Regions from separate parts of the Homo sapiens genome. Here all the other regions are linked to region 2. A link is a contact called in ENCODE Hi-C data. All regions are on one chromosome and are shown on one strand. The core of a region is the stretch at or near the end of the contact, and the rest is flanking DNA. Distances in the headings are between cores, read along the strand shown.

Region 1 (3,706 bases), core at 861-3,360, 550 kb after region 2:
ACAGGGTCTGGTTCTGTTGCCCAGGAATGAGTGCAGTGGCCCAAACAAGGCTCACTGCAGCCTCAACCTCCTGGGTTCAAGTGATCCTCCCATCTCAGCCTCCTGAGCAGCTAGAACCACAAGCTTGCACTAACACATAGCCAGCTAATTTTTCTGTATATGTGTATGTGTATACACACACACACATTTTTTTTTCTTTTTTTTGGTAGAGACAAGGTTTTGCCATGTTGTCCACGCTGGTTTCATGAGCTCAGGCAATCCTCCCGCCTCAGCCTCCCAAAGTGTTGGAATTACAGGCATAAGCCACTGCGCCCAGTACCATTCATCTGTTGTTGGACACCTACGTTGATTCTGTATCTTAACTACTGTGAACAGTGCTGAAACCTTTACTTGAAAAAAGATGAGACCTTTGCTTCTAAAGAGGTGAATTGGGTATCTGGTTGACTTTTTACTATATATAAAGGTTCATGTATTTACTGGGAGGCAATACATGAACCTTTGTACCAGGTTCATGTATTGCCTCCCAGCCTACCCAAAAAAATACCCTTACACAATCTGATTACAAGCCTAAGGAAAACACCAGTGTTTAAAGCAAACTAACAGGACATTTTCTGATCAATCTGCATGCTATAGTTACAGTGGCCTGGACAGCACATCTATTTTCATGCACTGCCAGGAATACTATGTCTTAAACTACGATATGAAGATACACACATTCATATATACAGTTAAACCATGAAATGAATACTGGACAACTGGACCACATGGAGAACAGCTTTTTTGTCACTCGTCTTCCAGTACCACTCTCTCATATACTTAAGTATAATAAAGGTCAGAATCTGATGCTTAACATTGGAAATGAACGCAAACTGCCGCCCTCATTATCATAAACAGTATTTATCTTGGAACTGAAGCCTCAATTTGATCATTAAAGCAACTGTATTTTTCTCAAAAGTAAGTGTTATTTGCAAGACAACATTTTATAAGAGTAATACAAACAGATCTCAAGTATGATGGCGTTATTCTGCTTGAAACTACTTTTTGAGGTTATTTCCTAAAGCAGGAGTAATTTTATGATTTTGTTTGTCTCATCCAACATTTGTCTAAAGGGATTTGGATTTGGTAAGGTTGTTGGTGTTTTTAAAAATTCTTCATTGAATCTTTTTTTAAAAAAATTATTTCCTTGTTTCCAGTAGGGTCGGATCTTCATTTAATCTAAATGTCCTGGGGCTCAACTAGATTTGTGTTTTCTCTCCCCACCTCGTATTTTGTACACCTGAATTCATTTTAAACACACTAACTTTAATTTTCAAGAATATTACAATGTTATTAGTAAAAGGAAACTAAGTCGTACAAGTATGGTATCCGTGTCCCGACCTCCATCTCCACCCCCACCTACCAAAAAATGAACCAACCAGGAAAATCGAAAGCTGACTATGCTTCAAGGTTACAGGACCTGTAAGTTACAGCAGAGTGAAAAAATCCAAGTCCCTTATGCTGGCTGTATTTAGTTTTGTAAACACTAAATGGCGAGGGCAAAGCACTCTTTCAGAAATTGGGAAAACGCATCTGACCATCTGGCAGGTAGAAGGAACCGGAGAAGGGGGCTCACCGCCAAACACAAACTCCCATACAGCCAGCAGCCGGCAACCCTTCTGCGCAAAGTTAAAACTTTCCAACAGCAGTAGCAACAAGCCATAGGGGAGGAGACCGGAAGAGCCCAAAGGCACCAATGGCCAAATTGCTTCCAAAGTCGCTTCGCCGATGATTCACCGCCTCTCACGAGGCAAACGAGCCACGAACACAGCCTTGGGCCCAAGGTGATGCGCGCCGCTCTTGAGTCCCTCAGATGCCAAACGCAAAAAAAAGCCTTCTCCTCTAAAGACACGGAAATGCACCGAGTCCGGCTCTGCCTCACCCCCAAATCCTTCCGGTCCCCCAACTCGGCAGCCAAAATCGAAAACTACTCTCGTCTCAGCGCCCCCGCTGTTGATTACCTGCCATTCCGCACGGGCGCCTGCGCCCCGGCCGCTGTCGCCGACTTCGGACGGCATCCCGAGACTACCCTTCTCAAGGCCGTATGACCAGTCCGAGCTGCCATGATAGACTCTCCGAAGCCGGTCGTCACCTCCCGGACCAGCCCTGCAGCACCGCCCTCCTCTGGTCGGGCCCGGAGCCCGGCTCCGGTCTCTTCCAGCCAATGGACTGGCCGCCTGCGCAGCCTGACACGCCCCTTCTTCCCTTCCGGGTTGCACGTCGCTGACACACGCTGACCGTAAACGTTCCCGTCAGCCTGTCGGCCAATCGGAGCTGCGGGCCCGCCAGGACACACCTCTCTCTCCTGACCGACCAATCGCTTTTCCCGTGCGCTCGCGCAATTTGCGTAATACTCAGTGACTGCTCAGTCCACGCCCCGCGCAGGAGCTGTTCCTGGATTAACCAACTGCCTGGTTCTCCTGGGGTCCGCTTCCGGGAGGCTAGTCAGTGAGCCCCACCCCCCCGGGGGCTGCGGGAAGCCCCAGGGCTTGAGTGTTAATTCTGTAACTGTCCGAACCCGTGAGTGCGGAGCCAGACAGGCCACCACTCCTGGCTGCGAAGCCTGGCTGTCAGCGTCCTGCTTGTTAATGATTGTCTAATACAATGCCTGCCTTGCCTATCTCACGGGGTAATTGTGAGGGCAACATAAGGTCCTGTCATTAGGAAAGACTCAGTTATCCAGCAGCAGTTCCGTCTGCCTTCTTCCTGCGTGTCCCACATTTTAATTGGTGTTCTCGTATGATTTGGGTTTCCCTTATTCCATACTAATCAGACGACTTCGCTTTGATTTACTTGTTTTGGTGATCAGTCATCAAGTCCAGACTTCTTGTTCCCTCAGTTTGTTTTCAGGTCTTTACTTAAGGTTTGTGCACCAATAGTTTTCCTGCAAACTGTAAAGTGAGGATGACAATACTACCTATTTAATATAGTTTGGGTGTAAATGAGATTGTTGATTAAATGTAGTCAGATATTTGTGTGGCACCTACTAGATGCTGGAGAAGTGAGCAAAAGTCTTCACTGTCACAGAGCTTATATCCTAGTGGGGGAAAGAAACCAATTAGTATATAGTGCAATGGCAGCTTGTTATATGTCCCATAGACTAAACAGTACAGCAGGGTAAGGAGATGAAGAGGGAGGAATATGGTAGGGTGCTGTTTTATATAGGGTGGTTAGGAGGGGCTCTAAGAGGATGACACTGAACAAAGGCCTAAAATGAAGTGAGGAAGTGAACTCTGATTACTTGGGAGAAAATGGGCCGGGCGCGGTGGCTCACGCCTGTAATCCCAGCACTTTGGGAGGCCGAGGCGGGCGGATCACGAGGTCAGGAGATCGAGACCATCCTGGCTAACACGGTGAAACCCCGTCTCTACTAAAAATACAAAAAATTAGCCGGGCGAGGTGGCGGGCGCCTGTAGTCCCAGCTACTCAGGAGGCTGAGGCAGGAGAATGGCGTGAACCCCAGGGGGCGGAGCCTGCAGTGAGCCGAGATTGCGCCACTGCACTCCAGCCTGGGCGACAGCGAGACTCCGTCTCAAAAAAAAAAAAAAAAAAAAAAAAAGAAAAAAGAAAAAGAAAATGACTTTCAGGTGTATGGAACAGCAAGTGCAGAGGCCCCAGGCAGGAACAATCTTGGCATGCTTTAGGAAGAGCAAGGAGTTTGGAGCACAGT
Region 2 (3,715 bases), core at 411-2,910:
TCACAACTTCTAATCCTTATTTTCATGAATCTGTTTCTGTAATCTAAAGATTACCTTCTAATCTTATCTTCATGAATCTGTTTCTATTTCATGGTATCTACACACAACAAGCTGCTCACTTGGTATTGCAGAGATATAGGGGTGACTATCGCTCACCTAAAGAACCTTCCTAGGAAAATGAAAGCAGGTGCCTTTAGAAACTGGTAAAAGGTTTTGGGCACAGCTCAGTTTCTAGAAGGCAGATCAACAATCATTCCACAGGGTCCTTTGCAGCAAAGGCAGCTTTCTGTTGCTCCAAAGGGCACTAAAGTAAGAAAAATGCTCTAGTCTCATTCTTGAAATATTAACACTACAGAGACAGAAGCCCAGAGCACAAAGACAGAATCTTGGCTATATATCAGCAGCCTCTCCAGGAAGAGAATCCTTCATCACATTATGTACACCCACCAAAGGTTCCAGACTATTGGGAAAATTTAGATTCTAAAAATATATGTGGCAAAAATAAACTGCGAATAAACATAAATATAAACATTATACATGCAATGACTAAAAACATGGGGGAAATGAGGCAACACGCCTCCAGAGTTCTTAAGAGGAAAATTCCACTCTGGTAGGGCATTTGGGACATATATATATACTCCAAAAGTTATACTTCCTTTACCTGAAATTCAAATTTATCTTGATGCCTTGTATTTCCATTTACCAAATCTAGCAACCCTACCCTATTGTACCAAAAATTAATTTAGCCTTAGGTATGCAAGCACACATGCCCACACACATACACATTAAATGGGATGAAAGGAGCTGCCCATCTTCAGAAAATTAATGCCATTATCACTCAACAATAATGATAACTTACTTCTGCATCAAAACATCACAAACTTCATTTTCTCATGTTTTATGTCAACAGACTTCTCACCCTGTCTTTTAACAACTCCAGTCCTTTTATGTTGTTTCCCTAGAAGGGAAGAAACTGGTGAACTGTCCCTCTTTTCTCTTAGCTTAAAATATCCTTTTCTAGATACCTAGGAATCATCTCTGAATATATTAAGCCTCCTTCAGCTGCTGGCCTAAGTGCCTTAATCAGCATTCCTATTTCAACAAGGATTTATTAAGCAGTTATTATATTCACACATTAACTGTGTTATCAAGATGTGGATGTCCCCATTTTTTTAATTAGAAAAGGAAAAGTCTGAGTGGAAGAAATGTGCACTGTTTGCTCAGCTAAAAAGAAGTCCTCAGTCCCCTTGCATCTTTCAGCACCGCCTTTTGTGATATCGGCTGTCCACGGCCTCCCTGCCCCTGTCACCAGCCTTGCCTCTCCACCTCAGGCGAGTTGCCTGCAACCCTTTGCCTCTGCCCAGTTAACCAGTCTCAGCCTTCCCTGACCACCGCCCACACCTGTTACACATTCACAGTGCCGCATACTTTTTTATTGCAGTCTGCCCGTCAACACTGAGGTGAGTCTTTAATGAATGTCTGCCTTCCCCTCAAGACTATAATATCCTTGTGAACAGGACTGCAGGACCTAACACAGGGTCTAACATAGGGTAGGCAGTCAGTAAATATAATGCAATGAAGAAACTGAAGTGTGAAAGAAAGACTTCTTGAACACTAGCCTGGAGGGACTTTCCAGGCACGATGTGCAGTTTCCATTTCAAGGCCTCAAAGAGAACTTTCCTTTGCCATCAACAGAGTGAGCATGATCTGTGAATGGATGGCTGGAGATCATATTAACCCTGGTACAAGAAGGGCATTTTCACCTTTGAAATCTGCTGGTGAATTTGCCATAATTTCACATCTTTTTTACTCATTGCCTATGCAGGGAGATAAAGCGTATATCTCACTGCCCCTATCACTTAGCACTCGGAAAATCTTGAAGTGAAGTTCTAAGTTAACACACATAAAGAAGGAGAAATAAAGGAGGGTGGAAGTGAGGGAGCGAGGGTGGAAGGAAGGAAAGTTTAAAAAGAAAATCCTTTAAAAACTCACCTCCCTACCCTGCCTTGTCTGAATATTTTATTTTCACTAAGCTATCTTAGGAACCGAAAGCTAGAAAATGACTATTTCTAGATGTGTTAATGGCCTCATGATTTCCTTTCATGTTCTGCAGCAGCAGCTAAATTAGCAGTAAGCACTTTTATGTTCATTGGCTAAGTTGGACCTTTTTAAGAACCTAAAATTGAAAACAGAACTTAAATTTCAAATAGTCTGACATGGCAAGTCTATTTTCATTCAAAATACTTCTTATACAAAAAGATGCAGGAGGCGTTTATCCTGACCAAAAATGCTATAATTTCATATTTTTTGGCATATGAGACTGAAATATGTTTAGATACTTAGGTTTTCAATGTTGGAATATTTTTCTTAAGTCTATTCTTTCCAGTATTTAAGATTTATTAACAAAAATGTGTAACAGTACTCATCTAATTCTTAGATTTATTATTTAAATATGACCACCCTAGACTTTATAAACAATACTGACTACTAAATCTTTGTATTTCTTTCAAGAGCCACAAAGTTTTTTTTAACCAAATACATCACGAACTTGACTTGGACACACATTCTACAGATAAGTTAGCCAGAGCCTCTTTAGAATTAATGTTGGAAGTAAGCCTAAGTCATATCAGTAGGACACAGTCAATGCAATAAAGATATTCATTCAAAGAGTACCCCCAAATGACAAATTCATTCAGAATGTTTTAATCAGTTAAATGTTCCCTGGCATTGGCACATGCAAGTGATCCATCAAGGAACTGAATGACTAATCCACTAAACTTCCCTGTAACTCTTCTCAATCTTTCCTGAAAGCAAAAAGAAGAGTAATTTAAATGAACCAAGTGTTTAAGATCTATTGAGTTTCCACAAAAGGCTAGCTACTGAGCAGAACATTTGTAGAAATTGGCCCAGCTTCCAGACTTGCTTTTAAAAAAAAAAGCTAAATATATTACATTGAATCCTTAAATAATGTTTAAAGTTTAATTTAATATATAGGAATATAGCAGTGAAATGACAGTTTACTTTCAGTTTTTAATTACCCTATAAGTTGAATAACTTATTCAAATAAGAATTTCTGGTCCTATGCATGCATTGAATAATATTAATCACTTCACTTTGAGGCATAAATTAAGCCACAGACTTGGTCAAGTTCCTTCTAATGGATTCTCTAATTAGGATATTCAGTTTTGTGGTGGAAAGAGGTCTTGAGGAATAACCTCAATCCATCAACCTTTTTCAACCACAACACTTTGTAATAGTTCCACCTCCAGCTCAGAAGTTTTATGAAAATATTTGTATAGGTCTGTATAGAGAATGTACAGTGAGAAGTTATTTGCATAGACCATATATTCTTCTGCGTAGGCCATATATTCTTCTGCAAACCACTTTAATGATGACAGAGTGAGCATTAGCTAAAAATATTAAGCATAGGTTGAGCCAAAAAAAAGTATCTGAGAAGAAATTATCTGAAATACTAGAAGTTAGACGAGGTGAAATACATAGTTCTTCTGTCTTAAGTAGAAGGTCTAAAAGCTAGAAGCAAGAGTTCAAGTTTCTGGCTATCACTTCCTAAACTACAACTAAAGTCAACGAACCAATACAAGAGTCCAGCACATAATTCCAAGATGTGACAGGTCCAAGGATGGTTTTCATGCCTGGGTTCCATAAGGAGCATCTCTATTATTCACTAATATGCTCATAAGTGCAGAACTGTTTA
Region 3 (4,027 bases), core at 787-3,286, 570 kb after region 2:
CACACCACAAAATAGCTTTACCAGGTTTCTAGGTATTCCTTAATCCAGTCAAGTTGACACTTAAAATTAACCATCACATCTTTTTTTCTTTTTTTTTTTTGAGACGGAGTCTCGCTCTGTTGCCCAGGCTGGAGTGCAGTGGCACTATCTCCGCTCACTGCAAACTCCGCCTCCTGGGTTCAAGCGATTCTCTTGCCTCAGCCTCCTGAGTAGCTGGGATTATAGGCAGGTGCCACCATGCCCGGCTAATTTTTGTATTTTTAGTAGAGATGGGGTTTCACTGTGTTGGTCAGGCTAGTTTTGAACTCCTGACCTTGTGATCCGCCTGCCTCAGCCTCCCAAAGTGCTGGGATTACAGGCATGAGCCACCACGCCTGGCCAAAAATTTTAATTTATCAAATTTATTCCTTTACTGATGCTAATAAAAATCTGTGGTGGCTCACGCCTATAATCCCAGCACTTTAGGAGTCTGAGGCAGGAGGACTGCTTGAGGCCAAGAGTTTGAGACCAGCCTGGGGAATATAGTAAGATCTCATTCTACAAAAAATAAAAATTAGCTGGGTATGGTGGCCCATGTTGGTGGTACTAGCTACTCTGGAGACTGAGGCAGGAGAGTCTCTTGAACCTTAAGGTCGAAGTTAGGGTCAGCTGTGATCGCACCACTGCCCTCCAGCTTGGGCAACAAACCAAGACTGTGTGTCAAAAAAACAGAAAAAAAATCGTTTGTGTCACCTGATCTGAAGAAGGGAGGGAGTCTGGTGAGAGGGAAAGAGGGAGCAAGGCTGCAGGTCAGGAGTCACCAGGGACAGGTTATCTAAGCTCTCAGTCCAGTGCCATTGTCCATATATCTCCCACCTACCGCTAGCCTCAGGAAAATGGCTCCTCACTTTACCCAAAGTAGATATGGGGTCTTCCTGCAAGAGGAATACACCCATACCATTTCCCTCCCTTCAAACGACCATACTGACCCATGGTATGGTTAGTATTTGGGTTGCAGGTTTATCACATAGCGAGGTACTCCTCTCTTTGTGATGGCTCTAACCTTGATAACTACCTGTTTTCCTCGGCTGCTTCCGGGACCCATCTTTCTGAGCCTTTCTTTCTTTTTCATCGTCGAAGTCAAAGACCAGTGTGACAGTACAAGGTTATATTATAATTGATGCCCAGGAAAACAGACTGCCGTATTCTGATCTATTAAAATTCCTGATTTAGGAATACCGTCTAGGATTTAAGAGAAACATCTAATGAATGTTAATAATGACGATGAGTGGTTTTCTAGGAACCCATAAAGTAAAAGGCTTTAAAAGGGTGGCAAGATTGTCACTGTGCAACTCAGCAACGATTTGTGAGGCTCAACGAAATTCCTACCCAAATTATTTGCAATTATTAAACAGAAAGAATGAAAAATGACCTTGAATTACAGGGCGAAAGATGGGACTGTTAAGACTGTCTTCGTAACTAAGCACTGTAAAGACTGAGACAGCTGCAAGGGAAAGTTTTCCTCGAGCTCTTCCAGTGAATTTTGGGAAAAGGGATTGAATGTCTGAGGTCTCTTCCAGCTCTGAAACCGCAGCGTTTCGTACAGTGTTCATTTTTTTTTAATGGGAGGGGTCTCGGGGTCTTGCTCTGTCGCCCGGTCTGGAGGCTTGAGTACAGTGGCGCGACACGATTACGGCTCACGGCTGCCTCGAACTCCTGGGCTCAAGCGATGCTCCCGCCTCAGCCTCCAGAGTTGCTGGGACTCAGTGTCTGTTCTTAACTCCCTTCGTAGAATCCACTTTCCTCCAGGGCAAAGTTACTCACTTAAGGACCTTACGGCTCGGCTCGGGGATTTCCTGGGTCACCACGCAGGCGACTTCAGGGCCCAACCGTGTCTCCTCCCCCACCCACAATGCACCTCGCGGTTCCCTCTAGGTGGCAGTTCTGTCACGTGTCACCCGACGGAGCGCGCTCCCGTTTGGCGCACGCGCAGAGTGCAGCCCCCAGCTATTTTTCTCCGTGGCGGCGGCGACGAGCGGAAGTTCTTGGGAGCGCCAGTTCCGTCTGTGTGTTCGAGTGGACAAAATGGCGAAGATCGCCAAGACTCACGAAGGTAAGCGGTCTTTCCCTGCTTACGTGTTTTCTTCGTTGCTAGCCTAATAAAAGCCTTTTTTCCTAGGATTCTGCCTTTTTCTATGGTTTCTTTCGTAGGAGCTGAGCCCGCGTTTCGGGGCCAAGGGTCGTCTCCTCCGCGCCAGCGGCGCAGGCCACTGCCCCGCGTAATGGCGTCCTCCTCTTACACCCCCGACAGGCGCTTTGTTCAGTGTTTGGGACCTGCTACTTCAGAGTAGCTTCTCTTCTCTGACCAGAGGGCCTCGTTTAAGCGGCTTCCTCAGTAGGATTCGTGGGCAAGGGATCGGGGAAGCGGGCGTGGGGAGAAGGTCTCACTCGCCTCTCGACACTGTCGTCCCCATAGTTTGTGCAGAAGAGGGTCAGAAAAGCACTGAAATACGGCAGCCGCTTTTCCGGCAGACTGAATCGAATTTGGTTAAACCGAGATTCCGTTACTCCTACCCTTGTGTGTCTTCAAGCGTCAGTTACTTGTTTATTTTTCTTGCACGAAACGATTTGGGGATAAAATCTGGTAGTTGTTTTCCCTCCCTTAGTCACTTTTAGTATAATATTGATCTTTTTCTTTGGAGACTGGTTATTGGAGGAGCAGATGGAAGAGGAAAACATAAATTACTTTCATTAATGGCCGAAGCTTTCAAGCTAGTTGATCGTTTTATGGAATACAGAGTGTGCAAATTAGGAAAACGTTGGGAATAGACTGGAGTTCATTAGGAAGTATCCAGAGATGACAGAAAATGGGATCACTTTTCAGAAAAGACGAGGCATGAGAAGTTGGAACTGCATTCTTTGATTTCTGACTTGGAATCCGAGATTTTCACTGAGAACGAGACTTCTAAGTCACTTTTGTTTCATATGTTCTTTCTGGGTATTTGGCTCGGTATTAGTCTGTGAGAGGTAAGAGACTGAGGCCATCCAAAATTTTACAGTCTGATAGGAGAAACAGATGTGTATGTTCTCATTCTCTCATGAGGCCAGATGCATGCTTAAGTAGAAGAAAAAGCAGCATGTTCTGGGAACCTGGGTAACGGAATGATTATGTTTAGGGTTGTTTCACTGAGGAGGTTACATGACCGTGTTTTAAAAGGATCAGTCAGTTTTAAATCGGGAAGGACATCTGAGCCTGAGAACATCTTGTAACAAGGTATTGAATCGTGAAAGGTGTGTTTGAGTAGTAGTCCACTGTAGCAGGAACAGAGGGTGCAAGTAGAGAAGAAATAAATGAATCTGGAAAGGTTGGATTAGGACCAGAATGTGAATGGCTTTGAATAGTTGGGTCACCCAGAGGACCTGAAGTCCAGCTTTCTGCTATTTATCAAACATGCTAATGAATTGTCAATGACTTTAATATTAGTATACCATTTTAGGTATTTAGGATTTAAATGCTCTCTTAGTATTCCTAGGCTTTATTATTTTGTCTTTAGACTATCTCAAATATAACCTTTTGCAAAGTAAGTAGAAAATATAAAGTTGTGCTGTTTTTGTTCATTCAGGATGTTATTCATTTGGGGATATTGATAGTATAGCTTTGATACTTATTTATTGGTAACTTCAGTATAAGATGCCCTCAGACAGGAAAATCAGAATTCTGATCAGTTTTCCTGAATTTTTTAGAAACCCAGCTAAAAACTTTGGTCTATTGCTATTCATTGGCCAAACTTGTTATTTTTGAGATTATTCTATCAATGTGAATTAAGTGATACCATAAGAAAATAGCAGAACATTCAATACTTGAGCACTGTCTGTGCCCATCCCTATGGGATATGTCAGGGGATGATAAATGTTTAGTAGAAATACACATAATACTGACATAGCTTGTTGCTTCCTTCCTAATGGAACTCTAGTTCTTCATGGTCCATCACTGTTTTCTCTTGTTAAGCCATTTTTGATAAACTGAAGCAGAATTAATGCTTTTTGG

Evidence for each region. A loop is a pair of places that touch in the nucleus more often than their neighbours do. Pooled maps may share reads with other maps.
Region 1: a loop to region 2 is called in a pooled map, with 6 times the contacts of the local background. The contact joins the promoter of COQ10B here to the enhancer-like site in region 2. A Hi-C loop is called at or near these places in 4 of 37 single-sample maps with no recorded cell type and 3 of 50 pooled maps.
Region 3: a pooled map shows a loop between it and region 2 (5-fold over the local background). The contact joins the promoter of SF3B1 here to the enhancer-like site in region 2. A Hi-C loop is called at or near these places in 3 of 37 single-sample maps with no recorded cell type and 8 of 50 pooled maps.

What each region holds. Positions count from the first base shown.
Region 1 is chr2:197,451,956-197,455,661 of GRCh38, reverse strand. COQ10B (coenzyme Q10B) reads right to left here and starts at 2,110. Exons shown (of 5, transcript NM_025147.5): 1 at 1,998-2,110. The coding sequence starts at 2,101. RefSeq lists enhancers at 1,588-1,637, 1,838-1,887, 1,908-2,387, 1,832-2,448, 2,508-2,577 and 1 more.
Region 2 is chr2:198,003,361-198,007,075 of GRCh38, reverse strand. All of the region lies in intron 1 of PLCL1 (phospholipase C like 1 (inactive)), which reads right to left. Among named protein-coding and RNA genes, the nearest start is that of PLCL1, 200 kb to the right of the region's middle. RefSeq lists an enhancer at 1,559-1,748. Within about 2 kb of position 1,660, at least 2 of the 41 ENCODE cell types and tissues checked have a DNase peak (open chromatin) inside an H3K27ac peak, as active enhancers do.
Region 3 is chr2:197,433,037-197,437,063 of GRCh38, reverse strand. It overlaps SF3B1 (splicing factor 3b subunit 1), which reads left to right and starts at 2,036. Exons shown (of 25, transcript NM_012433.4): 1 at 2,036-2,092. The coding sequence starts at 2,065. RefSeq lists enhancers at 1,588-1,637, 1,658-1,967, 1,209-2,408, 2,153-2,699.